2 separate regions of the Mus musculus genome follow, and region 2 is linked to region 1. Evidence: chromatin contacts called from ENCODE Hi-C or POLR2A ChIA-PET data. All regions are on one chromosome and are shown on one strand. The core of a region is the stretch at or near the end of the contact, and the rest is flanking DNA. Distances in the headings are between cores, read along the strand shown.

Region 1 (5,764 bases), core at 1,989-4,488:
CCTTAGCCCTTAGGTTCCTGGAATGACCAACACAAGCCACTACACTCTGCCAAACATCTCTTCTCCTACTCTTCGCTTCTTTCCCTGGGCCTAGTTACCAGGCAGATGTTGGAGTCAGCTGCTGCCCCAAGCCAGCTTCATTTTCTGGTTGTGGGCTTTGGATGGACGGGAAAACTGGCTCTTGGTCACTGTGAGGGGTACAGTTTTGCCACTTAGATATACCTTGTTGTGACATTCAGGAAGCCAAGGTTCAGAGCTGCAGAGTTGAAGTCCCTGGCTCAGGCCCACATAGGCCATCACATAGCCTGTCATAAAGGCGTCAAAACCAGCACGATGCAGTCCGTCCCCAGGCACGGGGTTAGTGCTGGCTTGGTTCACCAGCAGCTCTGAGGTGGCCACATCAGCTGTTTCAGCACTTGTCCTCCTATGTGCCATCTCCAAGCTACTTGTGTGACCTTCCCTGGAGCCAGGCTGATCCCCAGCCTCACCTTCTGCCACTTTTTGTTCCATTTTCTCAGTCTCGAGGCTATCTTCACAGACCTGTTTTGTGGGAGGACCATCTTCAGCTTCCGCAAGGGTCTGTGTCCCTGGTTGGCTCTGTAAAGACCTCTTCCGTTTGTCCTTACGTCGCCGTCTCCGCCGCTTATCTTCTGCCACAGCCTCATCAGTGTCAATTATAAGGTCAATATCGTGTGACTGAGGACACTGTGGTCCCAGAGGACACCAGCCATAGGCCTGGAGGTTGGAAAAGTGTAAGAAGGGGCTCCATACATCAGAGCCTTCCCTCCCCAAGAAATGGACATTTACTCACCGAGAACTTGTCACAGATGCCAGTGGTACGAGAACGACGGCAGGTCCCAGGGGACATACAGCAGCGGTAGTCAATGTGCCCGCTCATGCTAGATGGATAGCTGCAGAATTCCAGGGCAAGATGTGGGCTGCCAGCTGCCCGCTGCTTCCCATTCTCCCGCTCACTGCAACAGCGCAAGAAGGTATTGCTTCACTAGCATATAAGTTCCACCAGAACAGGGGGGGTTGTGTTTTGTTCACTGCTGAATCTTCAGCACCTAAAAACAGTGCCTGGCATATGGTAGGTACTAGATAAATAAGTGAATGAAACAGGCTCATGCCAGGCCCCACCCCTTCCCATCAACCATGTTCTCACCATTTCCGGAAAGCGTATTCTAAGTAGGAAGCTACAAATCGGGCATGGAACTCGGCGGCATATTTGGTGTCATAGATGCCTGCTGGGAACATCTCACACAGGTCAGCAGTGAAGGTCCCCAAGTTCTCAGGCAGGTGCGCGTAGAAATTCTGGTACAGGAACACCAAGTCTATAAGGCCATTATGTAGCACCAGGGGCCGTCGGGCCCGAATCAGTTCAAGGAACAGCGTCCGTACCGACTGGCTCTGGCTCTCATCTCCCTAGGTGGAAGGGGAAGGACAACGATGCCCAGTCAGCACCCAGTCAGCACACTTAACCAGGTTTCCCACTGGGGAAGCACCGCCTCATTATCTAACCCCGCCCTGCCCCTTCCACAAAGGTCTTGTTTCTCGAGCCTTGTCACACACATGTCCCCCACCCCCCACCCCCCAGGCCTATGCAAGCAAGAAATAAACCACACGGGACTCGAACTCAAGGCCAGAGGAAGCTGGAGAGCTACCTTGTCATTGCCCTTATGGTAGGGGATACCCTGGGCGTACTGCCGGTTGAAGTTGAAGCCATGCTGTACCAGGAACTGCACAGACTTCGGTTCTATAACGTACTCCTCTATGCATAGCAGGGTGAGATTGAACACTTGAGCCAAGTAAGAATTTTCACCCTGAAAAACATGAGGATCTACTTTACCAAAAACTGGGAGGAAAAATTTCCACCATTAAGATCTCAACTCTCAGGCCCCATGCCTCCCTCAGACCTGGGATGAAGGTAATTCCTACCTTATCTGGTTGCTGCCTGAAGCAGGCGAGGCCCAGGGACAGGACAGAACGGGTCCTGGCAGCATGACACACGGCCTTGTAACGTTCCTCAATGCACCTTAGAGTTGGGTTTGGGCATGAGTTAGTTTCACAAAGAACCCAAACTACCAGGGCTGGCAGTCCCTAGCTTCTGGGTTGAGACCTACATATTTGTTAGAGCTGGGATCACAGGCAAGGCTTATACTTACTGGTTCAGCAAACTCTTCCTATCCCCGAGCCCACTCAGCTCCTATGGGTGGGTAAAGGAAGTGTGGTTATTTTCCACACCCATCACCAAACACTTCACAGCCACCTGCCCTCCCTTCCTCCCACTCCTCACCGTGTCCACAGCCACAAAGCTAGCTGTCTTTAAGGCTAGCAAGAGTGATGGCCATATCTCCTTGAAGTTGTCACTCTGCACGTCTACCACAGGAACCCGAACCACAAACTCCTCTGCAGGTTGTGTGTTTTTGTTGACACCACCTGGGGATAAGGGCGTTGATGGATTTAGATGGTTTCACAAGGTCCCTGTGGAGCAAACACCAAGCTAGATGTGGGCAAAGGGGTGCCCACTGACAAGCTTTCACTTAAAGATTTTACATCTACCAGCTCTAAACACAAGCTCTGAAATGGGCAGTGCCCTAAATTTGGAAAAAGGGCATCTGTGTCTTTTAGTGCCTTTATGTGGGACTGGGAAATCATTTCTTTTTTGCATCATGATCAGGAGAAAAGTGGACTAGATAACCTTTGAGGATTCTTTATCCTCCAGCCTGTAATCCCAGGACTAGGGAGCATTAGGCTGAAGGACCACGAGTTCAAGGCTAGCCTACAGAGCATGCTCCTATCTCAAACACAAACCGATCCCATAAAGCCACATATACATGATGCCTCAACAGCTACCGGAGTGCTCCAAAGTTAAACCCAAGCTCCACTTACTGTGGACGACTACGCACTCTGGTATTACCGACTGACAACCACCGGCTCCGTCCAAAACACACCACCCATCCCACCTCACTGCTCCACTCTACAACAGTTCGGGTTTTGCAGTTGCACGCGCTGCACACTGGGAGTTGTAGTCTAAGATAGCTGAGGCAAGAAGAACTACAGGCCTGTCTCCGAGCTACCGGGCCGAGGCTTTTCCCTCCCCAGGACCCCTTAGGCTTCTGTGGCCATCCCTGGGGAGCCGCTCACCGTCAGAGGGCGTTGGAACTGGAGGCACATCATCGTCACTGTCCGCGGCCATGACGCCCCTCGCCAGCCTTCTGGAGGTACGCAGAGACTTCCGCTTCGTCTCCAGAAGCGACACGGATCTAGGATGGGGCGGGGTCTCGGCGTCTGGGTCCCGTAGGGTCAACTTCCGTTCCGAGTGGTCGGGCGGGGTGCGGAGCGTGGGCCTTGCGCGCGCTGAGTGTCTATTGGCTGGACGGTCCTACTGACCGAAGCCACGCCCCCTTCGGGGTTTCTTGGGAGCGGCCGGTCGGAGACTGCGCAGGAGGTAATCTGTGCTTTCATTTGTGGTGGCGGGAACGTGGAATCTTAAAATTACAGCCGATCGTTTCACTTACACAAACTCAGGGTTGGCATGGGCAGCGCAGGCTTCTCGGCGCTGGGTTGGGGAAAGAATGCCTCCTGCGCTGAGCTAAAGCAAGCCTAGGAGTTCGGGAGAGAGGGGTGCACGGCCGAGTAAAGGGGTCCTGAGCATGGACACAAGTCCAGAAAGATAAGGAAGTGAGAGGGAAGCGTTCTACAGGACACAGGTAGATAAGTGGTAAAATGACCAGGAACGTTTTAAAGATAATTCACCCAAGTATTAATGTGCACTTGAGTTAAGGTTTTGGTAGGTCTTAATTTGACCTGTAGGTGGTAACAATGTCGGAATTCAGTCCCATCCTAGGAAGTGTTCTCTAGCTCCACCGACCTAGATTTCTCCTTATCTTAAAAGATAAAAGGCTTCAAACTTATCTTTAAAAATTCAGGCTGGGTGGGATGGTGCCTGACAATAATCTCATCCTTCAGGAGGCAGAGGCAGGCGGATCTCTGAGTTCAAGGCCAGCCTGGTGTACTGAGTGAGCTCCAGGGCTGCACAGAGAAACTCTCGTCTCTATAAAACAAAACAAAAAGCAATCTCCACACCTGGAGTGCTGGGTTATAGGTGTGCACAACCACTCTAGTTTGACTTTTTTTTTTTTTTTTTTTTTTGGTTTTTCGAGACAGGGTTTCTCTGTATAGTCCTGGCTGTCCTGGAACTCACTTTGTAGACCAGGCTGGCCTCAAACTCAGAAATCCACCTGCCTCTGCCTCCTGAGTGCTGGGATTAAAGGCGTGCGCCACCACGCCCGGCTAGTTTGACTTTTTAAAAAAGATTTGTAGTGGGCGATGGTGGCGCACGCCTTTAGCCCCAGCACTTTGGGAGGCAGAGGCAGGCGGATTAGGTGGGTTTCTGAGTTCGAGGCCAGCCTGGTCTACAAAGTGAGTTCCAGGACAGCCAGAACTACACAGAGAAACCCGTCTCCAAAAAACAAAAACAAAAAAGGTTTGTTACTATTTTTAATTCCGTGTATGATTTCTGCGTGGGTCCGTGTGTGTGAGTGCAGTCGGATCCCACCCTCCAACACAGATCTCACAGCCCTCTAATCCCCCTGGCCGTAGCCTAGGGCTGATATCACAGCTGGTTTATGAGCAGTCCAATATGGATGCTATGATCAAAACTCATGAGCCCCCACTGTGCAGCCACGTGGGATCCGGGATTGAACCCAGGACTTCATGTTCCCTAGACAGTCACTAACTGACCAACATCTCCACTCAAAAGTTGTGGGATTTTTTTTAACTTTTACTTTGTTTGTTTAATATATATGACTGCTTTCCTGTATATGTGCACAGGGTCCCTGTGTCCGTGTTTATTTGATATATATGAGTATTTTCTTGAATATATGTATGTGCACAGGGAGGGTCCCTGGTGCCCATGAGGCTAGAAGAAGGTGTTGGATCACCTGAAACTGGAGTTTCAGATGATTATGAGGTGCTGGAAATCCAACTAATTATCACTAACCACTGAACTATCTTCTCAACTCCCAGGCTTGTGGTTGGTTGGTTTATTTGTTTGAGATGAAACCAGAGTTCATAGTCATCCAGCTTAGCTTCCAAAATGCTGTTTCATTTAAAGTAGAATAAGAAGACATTGACCAAAAGAATCAAAAGTAAATTTGACATTACACTTGCTATAAAAGCTACAATGGAGAATGCCAGGTATGGTGGTGACAAAAGCCATGAACCTTAGCACTAGGGAGGCAGAGTTCCAGGCCAGCCAAGGCTGCATAGTGAGAGCCTGTGGCAAAATAAAGTAAAATAAGATTAAGTTAGGCAGTTGGAGCATAGTGAAAGGATGAGACTCTGGCCTCTGGATATCAAAGCACCTTGCATACTGGGTTGGACTGGAAGGAATGAAGCTTAGCCGGGCTGGTGGGTTAGCAGGATCTCAGCCTGTGCGTGTGGAAGAAACAGCCCTCTCCTGGAGACAGGCTTCAGTGAAACTGCTCTCCTCTATTGGGGGTAACAAGAGCTATATAAACCTTGGGGACTGAGTAGGGCTTTTCAGGCTGGGTGTGCATCATTGGCGGGTGCTGAGATGCTGGGAATGCACGAAGAGCAATTCTGGGTGCTTGCCTGATGTTTCCTTAGAGGAAGAGAAGTTTAGCTTGTAATTCGGGCACCAGGCTACCCTCAAGGGTGGTGGGGGTAGGGGTCATAAGGCTTCATGCTCTGGGATATGCAGGCCCAGAACAAGGAGGAAAGGAGCCCCACTCCTGCC
Region 2 (5,764 bases), core at 2,161-4,660, 190 kb after region 1:
TGGGTTGGGTCCTTAGCTTCAAGGAGTGTCCGTGGGTGGGACAGACAAATGGACAGCCACAAAAATAAAATTTAAATTGTAAAAATGTCCTGCTTTCTTAGAGTTTACATTGTGTGTACAGAACTGAGGAAAGGAGAGACAGGTACAATAAACCATACACATGTGATTCCCAACTATTGCACAGTACACAGAGAAAACTTTGTACACTTATGTTGGACCCAATTATTACCTCAGATGCATACAAGGCACAGGGATCCAGGTTCCCCTGCAGGGTCACTGCCTTCCCGACACGTTCCCTGGAAGCAGAGCCATTGCCACAGTCTCGCTGCATTATTTGGGGATTTTACCTCCTCCACCTCAGCCTCTCCTGCCCACTCCTCTGTCACTCACCGGGCTTTCTTTGGAGCCACTGTCCAGTCAAGTCCAACTACCTCATAGCCAGCCTGGGCCAGCTCTTCCAGGGCAAAATGTCCATCCTTAGCAAAGATGATCTGGAGAGAAAGAGCAGATCGCTGATGCTAAGCCTTTCTCGGGTGCACTTTTGCTGCCCTCCAGTGGTGATTTCAGTTTATGCAGGCTGAGTGCTGCAACCTTCACTCCACCTGTCCCAGTCCTCACCATGGGCACTGGTGCCAGGCCTGCCTTCTGCAACCCAGCCTTCACTCGCTTGGCCACATCACGAATGTAGGGCAGTGCAAACTTGCTGAAGAGCTCGGTGCCAAGATGTCCTGCGTGGGACTCAAAGAGCTGCAATGCCTATAAACAGGTGACAAGAAAAACACACAAAGAGGAAGTACCTCAGGCTCCATAGACACATGATATCTTAATTCTCCTCAGGTGACTTTAAACCCTGACACATTCCCTGAGGCACAACAAGTTTTGCCTTAAAAGAAAAAATAGAAACCAGCAGCGGTTGTGCACACCTTTAATCCCAGCACTTGGGAAGCAGAGGTAGGGGGACCTGTGAGTTTGTGAGTTTGAGGCCAGCCTAGTCTACAGATTGAGTTTCAGGACAACCAAGGATACACAGAAAGAAAAGAAAAAAGAAAAGAAAAGAGAAAAGAGAAAAAAGAAAAGAGAGAGAAAGAAAGAGAGAGGGGCAGGCAGTGGTGCACATGATTTTAACCCGAGCACTGGGGAGGCAGAAACAGGTGAATCAAAAATAATAATAACAATAAAGTTTTACCTTCTCCAGACCCTCAGACCTTAAAGCCCTGCTGACAGTCTCAGGAAGGGCTAAGAATCTACATGGTTCTCAACCTGTGGGTCACAACCCCTTCTGGGTGGAATGACCCTCTCTCAGGGGTCGCATATCAGATCTCCTGTATACCAGATATTTACATTACAATTTACAACAGTAGGAAAAGTACAGCTATGAATTAGCAACAAAATCATTTTATAGTTGGGGGTCACCACACCATGAGGAACTGTATTAAAGGGTCACAGTATTAGGAAGGTTGAAAACCACTTAGATACTCTAACCAGATCATTGGAGGAAAAGTAACATCCCTGCTTTCTCCAGTTTGGGAAACCATTTACCTATTTGTCCCTAAAGACTCACCTGAGCACCAGCAGCCACTTGTCCTATTAGGTATGGGACCAGAACATCAGTGAGTATGCCAAGCAGCTTGTGACTGGCCTGTGGCCTTTGGTAGAGCCATCGTTTGGCCTGAGCCATGGTGCTTGAACTGCCGCCTTCAACCATGTATGTCATTAGGGTCCACTACAAAAAGATGAGGACGGCAGACACAGGATCCCTTGTCTATTCCAGACCTAGGAGCCTGACCTCTCCATGCTCCCATCCACACCCCTGGCCGCATTACCGGAGCACCAGCAAAGCCAATTAGTGGCACACGTCCGGCCAGCCGTTGTCGAGTAAGGGTGATGGCTTGGAACACATAGCCTAACTCTGAAGCCGCTGCTGCTGGATCCCGTAGACGCTCTAAGTCCCGCTCTTCTCTTAATGGCTCTGGAAAGCTGGGTCCTTTGCCAGGTACCATGGTCACCTCCATGCCCAATGCCTTAAGGGGGATAAAATATATGGGTACACAGCCTGGAACTCAGAGGTTTCTGTTCAACGTATGCAACAAAGAAAAGACTAAAACCTCCTGCAAACTCCATCCCTAGCGTTTGCCGCTTCCCCGTTATGTATTTAAACCTGACAAGACAGAGGATTTCCAATGAGTGCCTTCCTCCCTCTCCCCTCTTTTTTTAAAGTCCACAATCCAGGATCAGGATTGAGTACCTGGGGTACAACAAGGATGTCAGAGAAAATTATGGCAGCATCCAGAGGAAACCTTCGTAGTGGCTGCAGGGAATAGCAAGTAGGTTAGTAAGGAGACACACTGGGGGCATGAACCCCACCCTGGTTCGTGGGGCCCTCACCTGTAGAGTCAGTTCACAGCAAGCCTCGGGAGATCGGCAGGTGCTGAAGAAGTCCTGGGCAGCCCTGGTTTCCCTAAACTCTACAAGGGGAGATGGAGGACAGGACTCAGCCACAAGGTCTTCCAAAGTTACTATCTTCTCCTATCTTCACCATCTAGAATTTCAGGTTTTATCTAGACCACAGCTTTGCCCCTGACCTGGTAAGTAGCGGCCTGCCTGTCTCATGCACCAAACGGGAGTATAGTCTGTTTCCTCTCCCCAGGCTGCTCTCAGGAACGTGTCATTCTTCAGCTCCGGGAAATTCTGGAGTCTGGAGATCAGGTGAAAGGTACAGGTAGGAGTAAATGTCATTATGCTAGACTGGGATTCGGGGAGGGCACCGGTCCAGTCAGGCCGTTATCTGCCTACTCCAGACCAGCTTGCAAACCATGGCTCCCCGCCCACCGCCTCCCCTCTATCAAGTGGCGCACAAGCTCCCAGGAGGAGGGCCCCACTAGGGCCTCTTTCCTACACATTTGTCCACTTTCCCAAACTCAAAGAAACTGGAGGGACTAGAGAAGTGGAATGAAGATCCAGTAAGGGGATTAGGGGAAAGGAGTTAATTTGGGGAACCGAGCGGCAAGCATGAGAAGCTGGGATCCCCAAAACGAGAAAGGATCAAAGCTGATGGTCCCAGGTGCTAGTTAGAAGTTCTGAGTCACCTCGAAAGAAAGTCTCGGGACGCAGTCCCGCACGGTAGTCCCTGGAATGGAGACTGCGGGAAGAGGGGGGGGCAGGGAGCGGGAAAGGTTCTGTTCCATGACTGCAAGATTTGGAATCTCAGCGACTTGGGTTCAGACTTGGAGAGCTCCAATAAAAATAAGAGTTTAAGGACATATCCCTGAATTGGAAGACTCGGATCAGAAAGTAACGTAGCCACAAGCGCGTGCAGCAGAAAACTCACCCGAACCCGTTCGCCTCCATGGTAAACAGTAACTGAGCGGTCTCCGCTTTAATCTGAGGCTCCGCCCCGACACCCCAGTCCCCGCCCCTTCCTGAAGAGAACCCTGGGCGGCGCCATATTGAGAACCACGTGACCGATCCAGTGACAGCTGTGGGGCTGCCCTCCCTGCTGCCCGTAGGACCCAAACAATTTTTTACCGTAAAGTCCACTGTTGCGACGCAGTAGCAAATGCCCCAAAGAAATGACTTCCCAATACATGTTAAAACTTTTCTCATCTGTGGTATAGAAGACTTAGTACAAGCCTCGCTCTCACTCCAGTCCATGAGTCTCACAATGTCGTCTAGCTGTATAGAAACCGAAGATTTTAGGCTCTACATTTACACTACTAACCAATTTGTAGAAGTGGTAAGAGTGCTGAGCAGGACAGGAACTGCTCTAGCAATCGTCTAGGAAGCCAAAATCGCATTTAAGTGGGCAACGATTATTAGTCTCCTGGAATTAGAAACAACAAATAGCATCTATCCAGAACGATTGTACATTCCTATCAGTGACTGGAAAAGGGGTCATTCTACCAAACATTTTAGTCACACGCCCCCTAGGATAGTTGAACAATTTTTATAAGATTTCTCAAGCCTGGTGTGGTGGCTCACGCTTTCAATCCCAGCAGTCGGATGGTAGAGGTGCGAGGATCTTTGAGTTTGAGGCTAACCTGATCTACAGACTGTAGTGAGTTCCAGGACAGCCAGGACTACACAGAGAAACAAAACAACACAATAACAACAAAAAGATTTCTTCAAATGTAATATTCGTTGGGGACGGGGAGACAAAGACAGGACTCCAAATCATCAGAGTGGGTCGAATAAAGACTGAACAAGGATAGTAGCACTCGGTGGCGGGTTACAAAATAGGAACACCTGACACTATGGTGGTAATAGGTTGTGCATTTAATCTAAAACATACGGTAAGGTAGGGTGGGAGGTGGGGCCGGGTGTGGTGGGAAGCTCTGCTTGCTGTCCCCTGGCTGCGGCCGGCCAGGGTTTCCCTGGACGAGTCTCACTTCAGCGGCTTCGCTATGGCCGGCCCTGGCCCCGGCGCGGCGCTTGAGTCCCCGCGGCAGCTCCTGGGTCGCGTGCGCTTCCTGGCGGAGGCGGCGCGGAGCCTCCGGGCCGGGCTGCCACTGCCTGCGGCGCTAGCTTTCGTGCCGCGGGAAGTGCTCTACAAGCTGTACAAGGACCCGGCGGGACCCTCGCGCGTGCTGCTGCCCGTGTGGGAAGCAGAGGGCCTGGGGCTGCGTGTGGGAGCCGTGGGCGCTGCCCCGGGCACAGGCTCTGGACCCCTGCGCGCCGCCCGTGACAGTATCGAGCTCCGGCGCGGCGCCTGTGTGCGCACCACTGGCGAGGAGCTGTGCAACGGCCACGGGCTCTGGGTGAAGTTGACCAAGGTGCGCCCCGGATGGCAGGGACCCCACAAAAGACCCCCTGGATCTAGCCAGAGCCCTGGTTGTTCCGCCCCCTTATCCCATAATGAGCTGGCATTGCTTTCCGTGCTCTTTGCCCCGGGCTGGGCTGGGCGAGCAATTGAGTTGATTTCTGTCCCCATCTGACTCGTCCCTGCAGGAGCAGCTGGCCGAACACCTGAGTGACTGTAGTCTGGACGAAGGCTGGCTTCTAGTGTGTCGACCAGCAGAGGGCGGAGCCCGCCTTGTACCTATTGACACTCCCGACCACCTGCAGCGGCAGCAGCAGCTATTTGGCGTGGACTACCGGCCGGTGCTCAGGTCCTGCAACTCAAAGGACGCTATTTGGTGTCTGGCGGATGCGGAGGGTTTCGAAACACAACCAAAATCTAAACCTTGGGTTGTGTGAGAGAGAGAGATTTGGGTGGAGGTGGGGTAAGAACTGGCAGAGATGAGACCTGAAGGGGGATGAGGCTTCTAGGCTTGGAGCTAGAACTCCAAGGCTCCAGATCCTGAAGGTGGTGTCCTGTTTCCCCGTACCTCCCTCCTCATTTACTCCACTCTGTGCCTACAGATGGGAACAGGTAGTGGACCTGACCTATTCACATCGCCTGGGATCCAGGCCTCAGCCAGCAGAGGCATATACAGAAGCTATACAAAGGCTACTGTGAGTTATCTGGAACGGGGTGGGAGAGGAGGGAGCAGGGCCTGAATCCAACCTAATTAGGGGCTTGGGGCTATTTAGCTATGTGCCCCCAACATGGACATATGAGTGCGACGAGGACCTGATCCACTTCTTATATGACCACCTGGGCAAAGAAGATGAGAACCTGGGTAGTGTGAAGCAGTATGTGGAGAGCATAGATGTTTCTTCCTATACGGTGGGTACTGGACTCCTCCTGTGCCTAGATACAGTCACATCCCTCAATGCTAGGTCCAGAACTCCCATCACCAAACTAGGGCCAAACCCATGTCCCCAT

The links. A loop is a pair of places that touch in the nucleus more often than their neighbours do. ChIA-PET counts read pairs that join two places held with the same protein, here RNA polymerase II (POLR2A).
Region 2: a loop to region 1 is called in a map of heart, with 3 times the contacts of the local background. The contact joins the promoter of Urod here to the promoter of Toe1 in region 1. A Hi-C loop is called at or near these places in 1 of 37 maps with a recorded cell type or tissue (heart). POLR2A ChIA-PET finds 5 or more read pairs at or near these places in 4 of 5 experiments (Patski and embryonic stem cell).

The regions. Positions count from the first base shown.
Region 1 is chr4:116,804,321-116,810,084 of GRCm38, forward strand. It overlaps Toe1 (target of EGR1, member 1 (nuclear)), which reads right to left and starts at 3,239. Exons shown (of 8, transcript NM_026654.2): 1 at 3,148-3,239; 2 at 2,297-2,439; 3 at 2,166-2,206; 4 at 1,939-2,035; 5 at 1,665-1,823; 6 at 1,166-1,425; 7 at 812-974; 8 at 1-735. The coding sequence starts at 3,199. The coding sequence ends at 115. It overlaps Mutyh (mutY DNA glycosylase), which reads left to right and starts at 3,414. Exons shown (of 16, transcript NM_133250.2): 1 at 3,414-3,451.
Region 2 is chr4:116,991,003-116,996,766 of GRCm38, forward strand. Urod (uroporphyrinogen decarboxylase) reads right to left here and starts at 3,411. Exons shown (of 10, transcript NM_009478.4): 1 at 3,329-3,411; 2 at 2,583-2,695; 3 at 2,386-2,465; 4 at 2,246-2,308; 5 at 1,824-2,021; 6 at 1,562-1,723; 7 at 619-756; 8 at 391-491; 9 at 230-296. The coding sequence starts at 3,348. It overlaps Hectd3 (HECT domain E3 ubiquitin protein ligase 3), which reads left to right and starts at 4,332. Exons shown (of 21, transcript NM_175244.4): 1 at 4,332-4,769; 2 at 4,945-5,105; 3 at 5,359-5,451; 4 at 5,530-5,665. The coding sequence starts at 4,401.